2 separate regions of the Homo sapiens genome follow, and region 2 is linked to region 1. The links are chromatin contacts, found by Hi-C in ENCODE. All regions are on one chromosome and are shown on one strand. Each heading gives the region's core, a stretch centred on a gene start or an enhancer-like site at or near the end of the contact. The rest is flanking DNA. Distances are from core to core; before and after follow the strand shown. Region 1 holds the start of EFCAB14 (EF-hand calcium binding domain 14). Region 2 holds the start of CZIB (CXXC motif containing zinc binding protein).

Region 1 (5,661 bases), core at 1,861-4,360:
TTGGGAGGCCGAGGTAGGTGGACCACCTGAGGTCAGTAGTTTGAGACCAGCCTGGCCAACATGGTGAAACCCCGTCTCTACTAAAAAGACAAAAAAATTAGCTGGGTGTGGTGGCACACACCTGTAATCCCAGTTACTCAGAAGGCTGACCATGAGAATCACTTGAACCTGGGTGGCGGATGTTGCAGTGAGCCGAGATTGCGCCACTGTACTCCAGCCTAGGCGACAGAGCAAGACCCTGTCTCAAAAAAAAAAAAAAAAAAAAAAAAAAGAGAGTAACCACTTACTTACTTGTTCGAAATTTTTCCTTGAGGGCATCCAGATCCTCCTTGAGAGCAACCTGCATCCACACCAAGCCAACACAGGCCACAACACAGGCAGCAAGGATGACAAAACCACAGAGCGGATAACAGATCTTGCAGCATCGTAAATAGTCTCCCCTGCTCAAGAGGACAAATTCAACCATGAGTACAAAAGTGATTATGGGTATAGCTTTATTAGCAATAGTACACGTTTTGCCATGCAATTATCTCCTTTAAATGAATAACCAGTGAATTAACCAGGGGAGGCAGGGTAAAGCACTTAAATGAATAAATAATATGACCTATTAAGGGTTCATCTACTGGATACAAAGGTTTCAAATGTCACATAAAACAGAAGGAGTTCCTGCAGGTAAAAGGAAGAACCTAAAGGCACTGCAGCTGTCATTATCAGGAGGGAGGTCTTTGAATACAAGCTCAGGTCACAAAAGTGTAAAGACCAATGTTTCTCTGCAATTCCATCTCTGCACTGGAATTTGCCTATTGATTTCTCTCTGAAATACATACTCACTCCGGGGAACCTTGCTCCAGTTTACTGAAACTTTATAAACTTTTGAGCAAGTTTTACTGCAAAAGAAATGAAAGAAACAGGATCTGTAGTTTTAAGTGGACACCTGGTGTATTCTAGCTTATTGGCTCAGAAGTAAGGAAACATAGAAGGGGCTGGATTTCACACAAAACATCAACCAACCTTCAAGGTCTAAACTAACTTAGTAGGGTTACTACTCCAGGTACCTTCTGATGAAGGTAACACTTCAACTGATCTTCATAACCCAAACCCAGGATTGCCCTTAACAGCCTTAGCTGACAAAGCTCATTAGAAATCAAACTCTTCCTTTAACAAAACAAGACATTTTAAACCAACCAACCACTCAATGTCAGCACCCCGACCTTCTGCCTAGCCATTGTTTCTACATCCTCAGCAGAATCCTCTTTTCTTTTAGTGTGCTCTGAGAGAGTCAAAGGACGTTTTTGAAGTTCCCTTTAGTCCTTTCCCATCCTGAGCCCCAATCCCAATGTCCTCAAATCTTACTACTTGATTTGCCTAGTGGTCTCTCCACCTATGAATGGCTAGGGAAAATGATGCCTCTTCTTTTGCCCCCCGACCCCACCTACTCTCAAGGCTCATACTTCCTACAGTATATCTCTCACCATATTTCCCCACCACCAATATTCAGACTCATCAAGAGTGCAAAAACGAAATAATCTGCAGTCTTAAAGTCTCTGCTTCTCCTTTGTTCTACACTGTTTTAAAAAGTCTAGTCCCCAAAGCTTCTCTGCTCCTCTGTCTCCATTCTTTGCTTCTTTAGGACTCCCTGGGCTCTTGGCACATTCTCCAAGTCCACATTTCCACCTCAGATTTGGAGCTTTTCTTTCTACACCTAAAGACAGATCTCTAACTTATTCTTCATTCAGGATCTGAACTTACCTTCTCCCTAAAACCGTTTTTCCCTCTTTGACTTCCAAGGCCTACACCCTTTTTTCTTCCTAAGGACTTCCTTTCTCCTTCCTGTCAATGTGGCCCCTTGGTAGTGCAAGGAGATGCCTTCTTCCCATTCCACCTTTCACCACTACTCACTTGGCAAAGCGAGAGCGATTTCCAACCACACCGAATTCCTCTTCCTCTTCGGAGCTGGACTCAGAGTCTGAGTCGGGAGGCTCAGTGCGAAGCAGGCGGTGACTGCTTGGGCCTTTCTTGGGCTTCTTTCTCCGGCTGTCCCCAGCCAAACCAATCAATGCATTGAGCTCTTTGCGCTTTTTCATCTTTTTGTGTGGGGTGAGTGGAGCCCCGACTCCTGAGCTGCCAGGTTCGTACCCGATGCCCAATTCTCTTCCTGCCTTGGAGCTGCCTTCCAGGGTTGGGAATCCTGGGCCAGAGCCCCCTGGTCACTCCCACCTAGGGGTGGGACTGACCAGATCCGCCAGGGACTGGAGATTGGAGCCCAGAGGAAACTGGAACTCAGATGGGTGGGGGAAATCACATAGAAATGGCCAAGGAGCTGGTGACCCCAAAGGATAAGGCCTTGGGTGCAGAGTGTTAGTAGAGGGTGGAGAGGGACCTTTATCTCCCAAAGGGCGAAAAAAAAGCCAGGTCAAAAATGAAGGATTCTCAGCCCGGATAAGTAGGCAATACTTCTAAGGGTGCTCCAGGAGGTGAGGAAGGGCACGCTTAAAATACGTGTTTCGGACCTCCGGAGCAAGATTTCCAATGGAGAGGGAAGAGAAACTCGTTCTTGAATGGGAAGAGAGTGGGGAGGTGCAGAGTAAGAAAGTGGGAACGCGTCAGTCCCTTCCTTGCAGGAGAGGTGGCGGCAGGAGGGGGCTCCCAGCAGCTACAATCCCAACACTGCTTGGCCGCAGAGAAAATGCCCTGGCCAGGAAGCCGGCTGGGGTGTGTGATGATCACCGTTCTCCGGCCTCCGTCCTGAACGTGAAGGGGGCCCGAGGCCGAGGAAGATCCGGAGCCCGGCTAGAAGGGTCGGCCTGAGAGAAGCCAGTCCCGCGCCTGATAGACCCCCGCCCCGCTGTCTGGGCCTTGGGGACACGGTGCCGCGGGCGACGGCGGCTCGGCCGACCGAAAGCGCTCCCGCCCGGAGTTTGAGGTCTCCGGCACGGGCAACTCTCGGCCACTCACACGCGCAGGCCCCACTCCAGCCGCGACTCCGGCCCCTGCTCCGGCTTCGGCCGCGGCTGCTCCCGACACGTTGTTGTTGGCGTTGGTGGCGGCGGCTGCGGCGGCGGCGGCCGCGAGCTCCAGCCCCGGGCCATCGCTCCAGCCCCAGATCACTTCCCCTTTGGCAGCGGCCGCCTGCGCCGCCTGCCAGTAAGCCGCACTCCCATTGGTCGCCCGCTGGGGTGACGTCACGCCGGGGCGAAAGTCGTGGCGGAGAGGTGGGGCGTTAAAGGGGCCCTGCCCCGGCTGGGGCTGGGTCCCACCTGCCGATTAGGGTGGCCCCGCCCCCAGGAGGGCTTCCGGGACCTGCTGCGAACCTGAGCCGGGTGGAGTCCTGCATCCTGCGGAGCGCGGGCGGGGCAGGCAAAGCGCCCGGCTGCTCGACCTACTTCGAAAGTTCATCAGCCGCCCACGCCCCCTGGACTAACCAAGTCTGAAGGCTCCGCCTCTCTGACTCTCACACAGGCTGTTAAAAGTTTAGGCGCGTTTCAGATTAATTAACACATTCATTCAGTCAATAAATATTTATTGAGAGCTTACTTACTACGTGTCAGGAGCTGTTCTAGCGCTGGGGATACAGCCATGAACAAAATAACCAGGGTCCTTGTCTTCCTGTATAGTGTTGCCAGATTTAGCAAATAAAAATGTAGGACACCCAGTAAAGTTTGAATTTCAGAGAAACAGCAAACAATTTTTTAGCATTAAGACATCCCATGCAACATCTGGGACATCCTCACACTAAAAAATTATTCATTGTGTATGTGAAATGCAAGTTTAACTGAGCATCGTGTATCTTATCTGCCAATCTATTCCTGCAGTTTATTTATACTCTAGAGGGAGGAGAGCAACAATAGGCAAACATATTAAATGTCAGGAGGTGATAAGTGTTATGATGAAAATTGAAACACGGTCAGGTGATGGGGAGTGCCTCTGTGAAAAGGGAACATTTAGTCAGCTTATCGGAGGAGAGGTGAGGGAATGAGCTGTGCAGTGGCTGCAGGAAGGAGTGACCAGGAAGACCTGTTGTGGCTGGACCAGAAGAGCAAGGAGCAGAGTGATAGGAAATGAGGTCAGAGAAGCATCAGAGGCCAGGGCTTTAGGGCCTTATGGATCACTGAAAGGACTTTGGGAAAGCACTGGGGGCTTTAAGCTGAGAGGTAGCATACTCTGGCTTTTCCGTAAAAAAAAAAAAAAAAAAAAAAATTCACTCTGGGCCAGCGCGATGGCTCACGCCTGTAATCCCAGCATTTTGGGAGGCTGAGGTGGGCGGATCACAAGGTCAGGAGATGGAGACCATCCTGGCCAATATGGTGAAACCTTGTCTCTATTAAAAATACAAAAATTACCTGGGCGTGGTGGTGCGCGCTTGTAATCCCAGCTACTTGGGAGGCTGAGGCAAGAGAATGGCTTGAAACCGGGAGGCGGAGGTTGCAACAAGCCGAGATTGCACCACTGCACTTCAGTCTGGCAACAGAGCGAGACTCCGTCTCAAAAATAAATAAATAAATAAATAAATAAATAAATAAATAAATAAATAAATAAATAAAATAAAATAAAATAAAGGAAAAAATTACTCTGGCTACTTTGTAGAAAAAAGTGGGGGGAGAGTGAGGAACACAGGAGAGCAGTTTGTTACAGTCCAGCTAGAGATGATGCTGATAGATTAGAGAGGCAGTAGCAGAGATGGAGAGCATTCTGGATGTTTCTTGAAGACAGAGCTGACAATTTTTGCTGATAGATTAGATGAAAGGTGTGAAGAGAAGAGAGGGTTTGGCGGTGGAAACACTGGAAGCAAGGAATTGTTATTTATTGAGATGGGGTAGAGCAAGTTTGGGACAAGTTTGACAAGCCAATTCAATATTCAAATGGAGGCTGTTTGGTATACCCATTGAGAGTTCTCTGGGCACAGGTTGGGGCCTGAAATATCAATTGGGAAGTCATCAGATATAAATGGAATTTAAAGCAAAGTGCTTTGAGCTACTTGGAAGAAAGTCACTTAAAGTAATTTTTATGCCCATATTCTTACTGTGGCAATTACGCTGCTTTTGTCCAAGGATTCTCGCAAAGCCTGGGCCTGTATCTGATTTGTTTTTAAGTGTCTAGCCCAGAAGTGTACTCCTAAATAACGATGACCCAATAAATATGTGATGACTACATAAGTGGGCAGTGTTGCAAAGAGGTATGAGTGGACTTTTGGAATCAAAATCAAGAAACCTGGGACTCAATCATGTCTCTACTTCTTCCTGGCTCCATCAGCATGGAAGCCGTTTAGTTTCTCTGAGCTTCAGTTTTCTCCTCTGTAAAATGGGGATAAACACCTATTTCACAGGACAATGAGATGAATGTGAAAGTGTTTTTGAAGCCCCAAGTCATGGTGTATTGTCCCCTTTTGTTTCTAGAGCTTCATTGCCCAATACAGTAGCCAAACTGGCCACATATAACAATTTAAATCTACATTTAACATAATTAAAACAAAATACAAATTTTAAATTGGTTCTTCAGTATCATTGGCCACAGTGTCCAGTAGCCATATGTGGCAAGTGGCTACCAGGCAGCAAGTAATAGTACAATTCCACCACCACAGAAAGTTTTACTGGAGAGTTCTTCACTAATGCTTCCCTGAAGGACTGGGGATAGACAGGTGAGGCTCCTGACTTCAAGAACCAT
Region 2 (5,661 bases), core at 910-3,409, 6.5 Mb after region 1:
CCCCTTCAGTGCCACACTGTCCTGGCAAAAAGCAAACAGAACTTTCAGTCACATATGAATTAGATGTACAGTCCTGAGGAGATCGAGCCCACCATTTATTGTCCACTTAAAGAGACCAAGACCCAGAAAGGGTAACTTACTAGGACAAGACTCCTGGGAAGGCTTCCTGAGGAAAATAAAAAAAGGGCTTCCCCTTGATTTTGAACTCTGCCTCATACCTCAAAGATGCCTATTGAATCCAGTGCTGATCACACTGACACCTACCCTCCCAAACCACAAAAAGCAGGGAGCAAAGAACTGGAGAGATGAAGGCCAGTTTCCCCAAATCCCTGCCCAGAAGTGTATGTGTGTTTGTGAGTGTTTATGTTGGGGGTTGGGCGGGGAACAGTTACCATCAGCCGGATGTACTGCCACTTGTCCGAAATCTCACCACAGTTGCCACATTTCATCTTTGGGGAAAAAGAATGTTAGTAAAGCAGCTGGCTCTGCTGCACAGACACCAAGGAAAGGGTAAGAACAGTGGGAGGTGGGCAGGCTCATGATCTACCTTCTTGATGGCAATCTCACTTCATCCCTAACACCTGCCCCAACAAGGACAAAACTAGAACTATCTCTGGGCAAAGGATAGGTAAGGCTGTTTCCTATGCCGGCGTGCCCACCCTCCTCTATGAAGTGCTCAGTGTGGCCGGGGATTCAAGGCACCTGTGGTGCAGAAATGGTTTCAGCGGAGGTGAGGGGGGGGAATATGGAGAGATTTGTTAGAAGATACAAAATTACAGCTATATGGGAGGAATAAGTTCTAGTGTTCTATAGCACTGTAGGATGACTATAGCTGACAATAATATATAGTTTCAAATAGCTAGGATATTAAATGCTCCCAACACAAAGAAATGATACACGTTTGAGGTGAATATGCTAACTACCTTGATCTGATCACAATACATTACATTTATCGGAACATCACTATATACCCCATAAATATGTACAATTCTGTGTCAATTAAGAAAAAAAAAGAGAAATGGCCTCAGCAGGCCCCCGACCCACTCTGCTTGGTTAGCTTTATGTTCCCACAGGCCCTGTATGTCACTGGTATAAGCACTTATCACTCTATTGTTACTCTATTTTTCTGTCTCCTTCACTCGATTCCGCTTCTTCAAGCCAAAGAACAGATTCTCCCAAGTAAGCCCTGGTATTCAGGCTTCAAAATCCTGGGAAACAAAAGTAGTCCGGAGGCAGCTTCCCGAAAAACAGGGCTTTTGAGAGGTACAGAAGGATGCTGGGATTTTTGACCAGGAGTAAAACAGAGCAGAAGCTCTGGGATCTGGAAGAGTGAAGAGCCTCGAACTGCTGGGGAAGGGGAGGCCTCTGTAGACCATGCCACTAGGGTACCAGCTTTACCAGTGTGGGAGGGCTAAGGAAGGGTGGATTACGCACAAAATTAAACTATTTCACAATAAAGAAAACCAAATCAATAAACGAAAGGCGAACTATTCACCTTATTAAATAATCACAAGCGTCCCTTCAAGTAGCATTTCGTTTAGTGTCCATTTACAGACCACGAAATATTTAACACAGGGAAGAACTACAAAATGAAGCTTTCCAAGACTGCCAATTAGAGATAAACCAATACACTTTAATAGAAAGCAAACGTAAAATTCTAACTAGGAAAACCCCGAACACTTAATGTGCCTGGTTAAATATTTTCTCATACTGCCGGAGAGAAGGCTCCGGTTCAGCACTGAGATCAGGACGGGCCTCCTCTCCCCGGGCCCCGCCCCGGCCGCACCTTCAGGTACCACCGGAAGTCCTCGCCCACGGGCCGGAGGTTGGTGATGTTCTCCAGCGTGGCTTTGAGTTGCAGCGCGATTTTCTGAGGGGGAGGGCCAGAGCGACTGCGTCAGCCGTGCCTGCGCAGCCCCACGCCTGCCCGACCCTCCCGCATTCCCAGCCGTGGGTGCCACAGGGAGACACTCCTTCTGCCTCCTGCTCCTTCAGCGCGCACCCACTCGCTTCATCTCCTCCTGGCGCGAGCTGTTGCCTCCCAGACCCTCGCCACCTCCCCTCCGTGTCCCCGCGGCGGGCGGCCTCCCCTCACCCCCATGGTAGCCCTCTCCGCCCGGTGCTGGCTGCGGCCCTTGCCGTTGCTTTCCGGCGCGTCGTAAAAGGCGGGTGCCGTCTGCGCACCCTCAGTAGGGCGGGGCCGGGGCCGGGCCGCGGGGCAGGGACTTCTGCGCGCCGCTGCTCGCCTGGCCCACTGGGCTTTTCGCATCTGGGGATCTGGGGCCAGTGGAGGTCAGCCAGGTCCGCGAGCAACCTGTGCTCAGGCCAGCGGAAGCCTGACTCCAGGATTCGGTGGTGCCACAGACAGTTACTGAACGCCAATTTTGTGCCTGCTTTAAGCGAACAGGACAGTTCCTGACCCTCAGTTCTTTCCAGGCTCTTCACTACTCTGCCTGCCCTGGAACTTCTCAGATCACGTCAGCTCCCTCTGCCCAGGGGAAAAGCTACAAAAGGAAGAGTTCCAAGACTGCCAAATAAAGATAAACCAATACGCTTTAAAAAGTAGAATGTATTGGTTTATCAGATTTGGGGATGATGCCTTTCTTCAAACTGCCCTTTCCTGTTTCACCCAAGAGACCTGGTTTCTAGGCCCTTCTCCAGAGTTTGCCCTGTGTCCACATCCTTCTCACTGTGGTCCTTGCGACTGGACATTCCCCTTCAGCTGGCTCTTTTTTGGGAGCCCACCTGGCTTATCCTTCTCTCATAACGTTTATTGAACTTTATTTTACCTGGCCTCCTGTCCAGGCTACATCTGAGACCATGCAGGAGCTGTGGAGATTAACGGTAAAAGGAACAGCACATTCAAGACTCTTCTAGGAGGTGGGGCAAGATAGCCAAATAGAACCCTCCAGTGATCCTCCTCCTCCTCTTCCCTGGCAGGAACACCAAACTGAACAACTATCCACACAAGAAAGCACCTTCATGAGAACCAAAACTCAGGTAGCAATCACAGTAGCTGGTTGTAACGTCACATCAAGATATAAGGCAATGGCTGGGTGCGGTGGCTCACACCTGTAATCCCAGTGCTTTGGGAGGCTGAGGCGGGCAGACCACCTGAGGTCAGGAGTTTGAGACCTAGCTGGCCAACATAGTGAAACCCTGTCTCTACTAAAAATACAAAAATCAGCCGAGTATGGCAGTGCACACCTGTAGTCCCAGCTACTCCGGAGGCTAAGGCAGGAGAATTGTTTGAACCCGGGAGGTGGAGGTTGTAGTGAGCTGAGATCATGCCATTGCACTCTAGCCTGGGTGACAGAGTGAGACTCTATCTCATAAAAGAAGAAAAAAAAAGGAACAAGGCAATGAAGAGGGTAGGAAAGACAGTCTTGAATTGCTACCACCACCCCTCCCTCATCCTCTGGCAGCACCTGGCTGCCTGGCATAGAGAGAGAATCTGTGTGCTTATGGGACTTTGCATTGGAACTGAGTTTTGCCCTGTCACAGTGGAAAGCAACTCAGGGCAGAATTCAGCTAGTGCCCACAGAGGAAGCACTTAGAGAAACCCTAGCCAGAGGGGAATCATCCATCCCAGTGGTCAGGTTCTGGCGAGCCCCACCACCACTGGCTAAAGTGCTTCAGGGTCCTAAATAAATTCGAAAGGCAGTCTAGGCCACAAAGACTGCAATTCCTGGGCAAGTCCTGGTGCTGTGCTGAGCTCAGAGCCCGTGGACTTGGGGTGCACACAGCCTAGTGAGATACCAGTTGGGGAGCCAAAGGAGTGTTTATGTCACCAGTCCCCCAACCCCAGGCAGCACAGCTCACGGCTCCAGGAGAGACTCCTTTCCCTTAGAGGAAAGGAGAGGGGAAAGTAAAGAGGACTTTGTCTTACAGCTTGGATACCATCCCAGCCACAGTAGAATAAAACACCACGCAGAGTCCCGAAGCCCCCTTGCCAGGCTCTATCTCCCAGATATTTCTAGAGCTACCATGGGCCAGAAGGGAACCCGCTGCTTTGAAGGAAAGGACCCAGTCCTGGCAGGATTCATCACCTGCTGACTAAAGAGCTGTTGGGCCTTGAATAAACATTTGTAATAGCCACAGTACTGGGTGAGGCCCAGTACTGTGCTGCCTTCAGGTGTGACCCAGTGCCTTCCCAGTAATGGTTGCCACAGGGAGAGACTCCTTCTGCTTAAGGAAAAGAGAGGAAAGAGTTAAAAAGGAGTTGGTCTTGCAACTTGGGTACCAGCTCAGCCACAGTAAAATAAAGCACCAAGTAGGTTTCTAAAGCCCGGACTCCATGCCCTAGCTCCTGGACAGCATTTCTAAACCCACCCTGGGCCAGAAGGGAACCTGCCACCCCAAAGGGTAAGACACAAGCCTGGCTGGATTCACCACCTGCTGACTAAAGAGCCTTTGGGCTTTGAATAAACATCAGCAATAACCAGGCAATAGTCACCATGGGCCTTGGGCAAGACCCACTACTGTGCTGGCTTCAGGTTTGACACAGCACAGTTCCAGCAGTGGTGGCCACAGGGGTGCTTGTGTCACTCCTCTCCCAACTCCAGGCAGCTCAGCATGGAGAGAGAGACTCCATTTATTTGGGAGAAAGTAAGGGAAGATAACAAGAGACTCTGCCTGGTAATCCAGGGAATTCTCTCGGATCTTACCCAAGACCATCAAGGCAGTACCTCTGAGTCTACAAGAGTCACAGCATCGCTGGGTTTGGGGTGCCCCCTAATGCAGTTACAGCTGCAGTGACCAAATATTTACATCACAACACTCATTTCCCTTTGAGTACTTGGAAAAGCCTTCTGAAGAAGGATGAGTACAAATAAGCCCAAACTGTGAAAATTATGATAAATACCTAATTATTCAATGCTCTGCATTGACCAACAGTCACAAACATCAATACCATCCAAGAAAACATGACCTAATCAAATGAACTAAATAAGGCACCAGTGACCAATCCCAGAGTGACAGAGATATGTGACCTTTCAGAGAATTCACTGTCACTGAGAAAGCTCAGTGAAATTCAAGATAGCACAGAGAAGGAACTCAGAATCCTGCCAGATAAACTTAACAAAGAGATGGAAAAAGGAACTCAGAATCCTGCCAGATAAATTTGACAAAGAGATGGAAATAATTTTAAAAATTAAATAGAAATTCTGGAGCTGATAAATTCAACTGATACACCAAAGAATGCACCAGGGTCTCTAAACATGAGAACTGATCAAGCAGAAGAAAGAATTAGTGAGCTTGAAGGCAGGCTGTTTGAAAATACACAGAAGAATTGAAAGAAAAAATAACAAAAAAGGATGAAGTATGCCTACAATATCTAGACAATGGCCACAAATGGGCAAATCTAAGAGTTATTGGCCTTAAAGAGAAGGTAGAGAGAAATTAGGATAGAAAGTTTATTCAAAGGAAGAATAACGGAACTTTCCAAACCTAGAGAAATATATAAATATTCAAGTACAAGAAAGTTATAGAATACCAAGCAGATTTAACCCAAATAAGACTACCTCATGTCATTTAATAATCAGACTCCCAAAGATCAAAGATAAAGAAAGGATCCTAAAAGCAGCAAGAAAAAAGAAACAAATAACACACAAAGAAGCTCCAATGGGTCTGGCAGCAGGCTTCTCTGTGGAAAGCTTACAG

The links. A loop is a pair of places that touch in the nucleus more often than their neighbours do. Pooled maps may share reads with other maps.
Region 2: a pooled map shows a loop between it and region 1 (10-fold over the local background). The contact joins the promoter of CZIB here to the promoter of EFCAB14 in region 1. A Hi-C loop is called at or near these places in 4 of 50 pooled maps.

Annotation. Positions count from the first base shown.
Region 1 is chr1:46,716,004-46,721,664 of GRCh38, forward strand. EFCAB14 (EF-hand calcium binding domain 14) reads right to left here and starts at 3,111. Exons shown (of 11, transcript NM_014774.3): 1 at 1,900-3,111; 2 at 292-440. The coding sequence starts at 2,084. RefSeq lists silencers at 2,916-2,965, 3,286-3,335.
Region 2 is chr1:53,218,475-53,224,135 of GRCh38, forward strand. CZIB (CXXC motif containing zinc binding protein) reads right to left here and starts at 2,160. Exons shown (of 8, transcript NM_017887.3): 1 at 2,096-2,160; 2 at 1,787-1,870; 3 at 393-449; 4 at 1-21. The coding sequence starts at 2,101. It overlaps CZIB-DT (CZIB divergent transcript), which reads left to right and starts at 1,886. Exons shown (of 1, transcript NR_185918.1): 1 at 1,886-5,661. RefSeq lists an enhancer at 1,561-2,062 and silencers at 1,932-2,301, 2,432-2,491.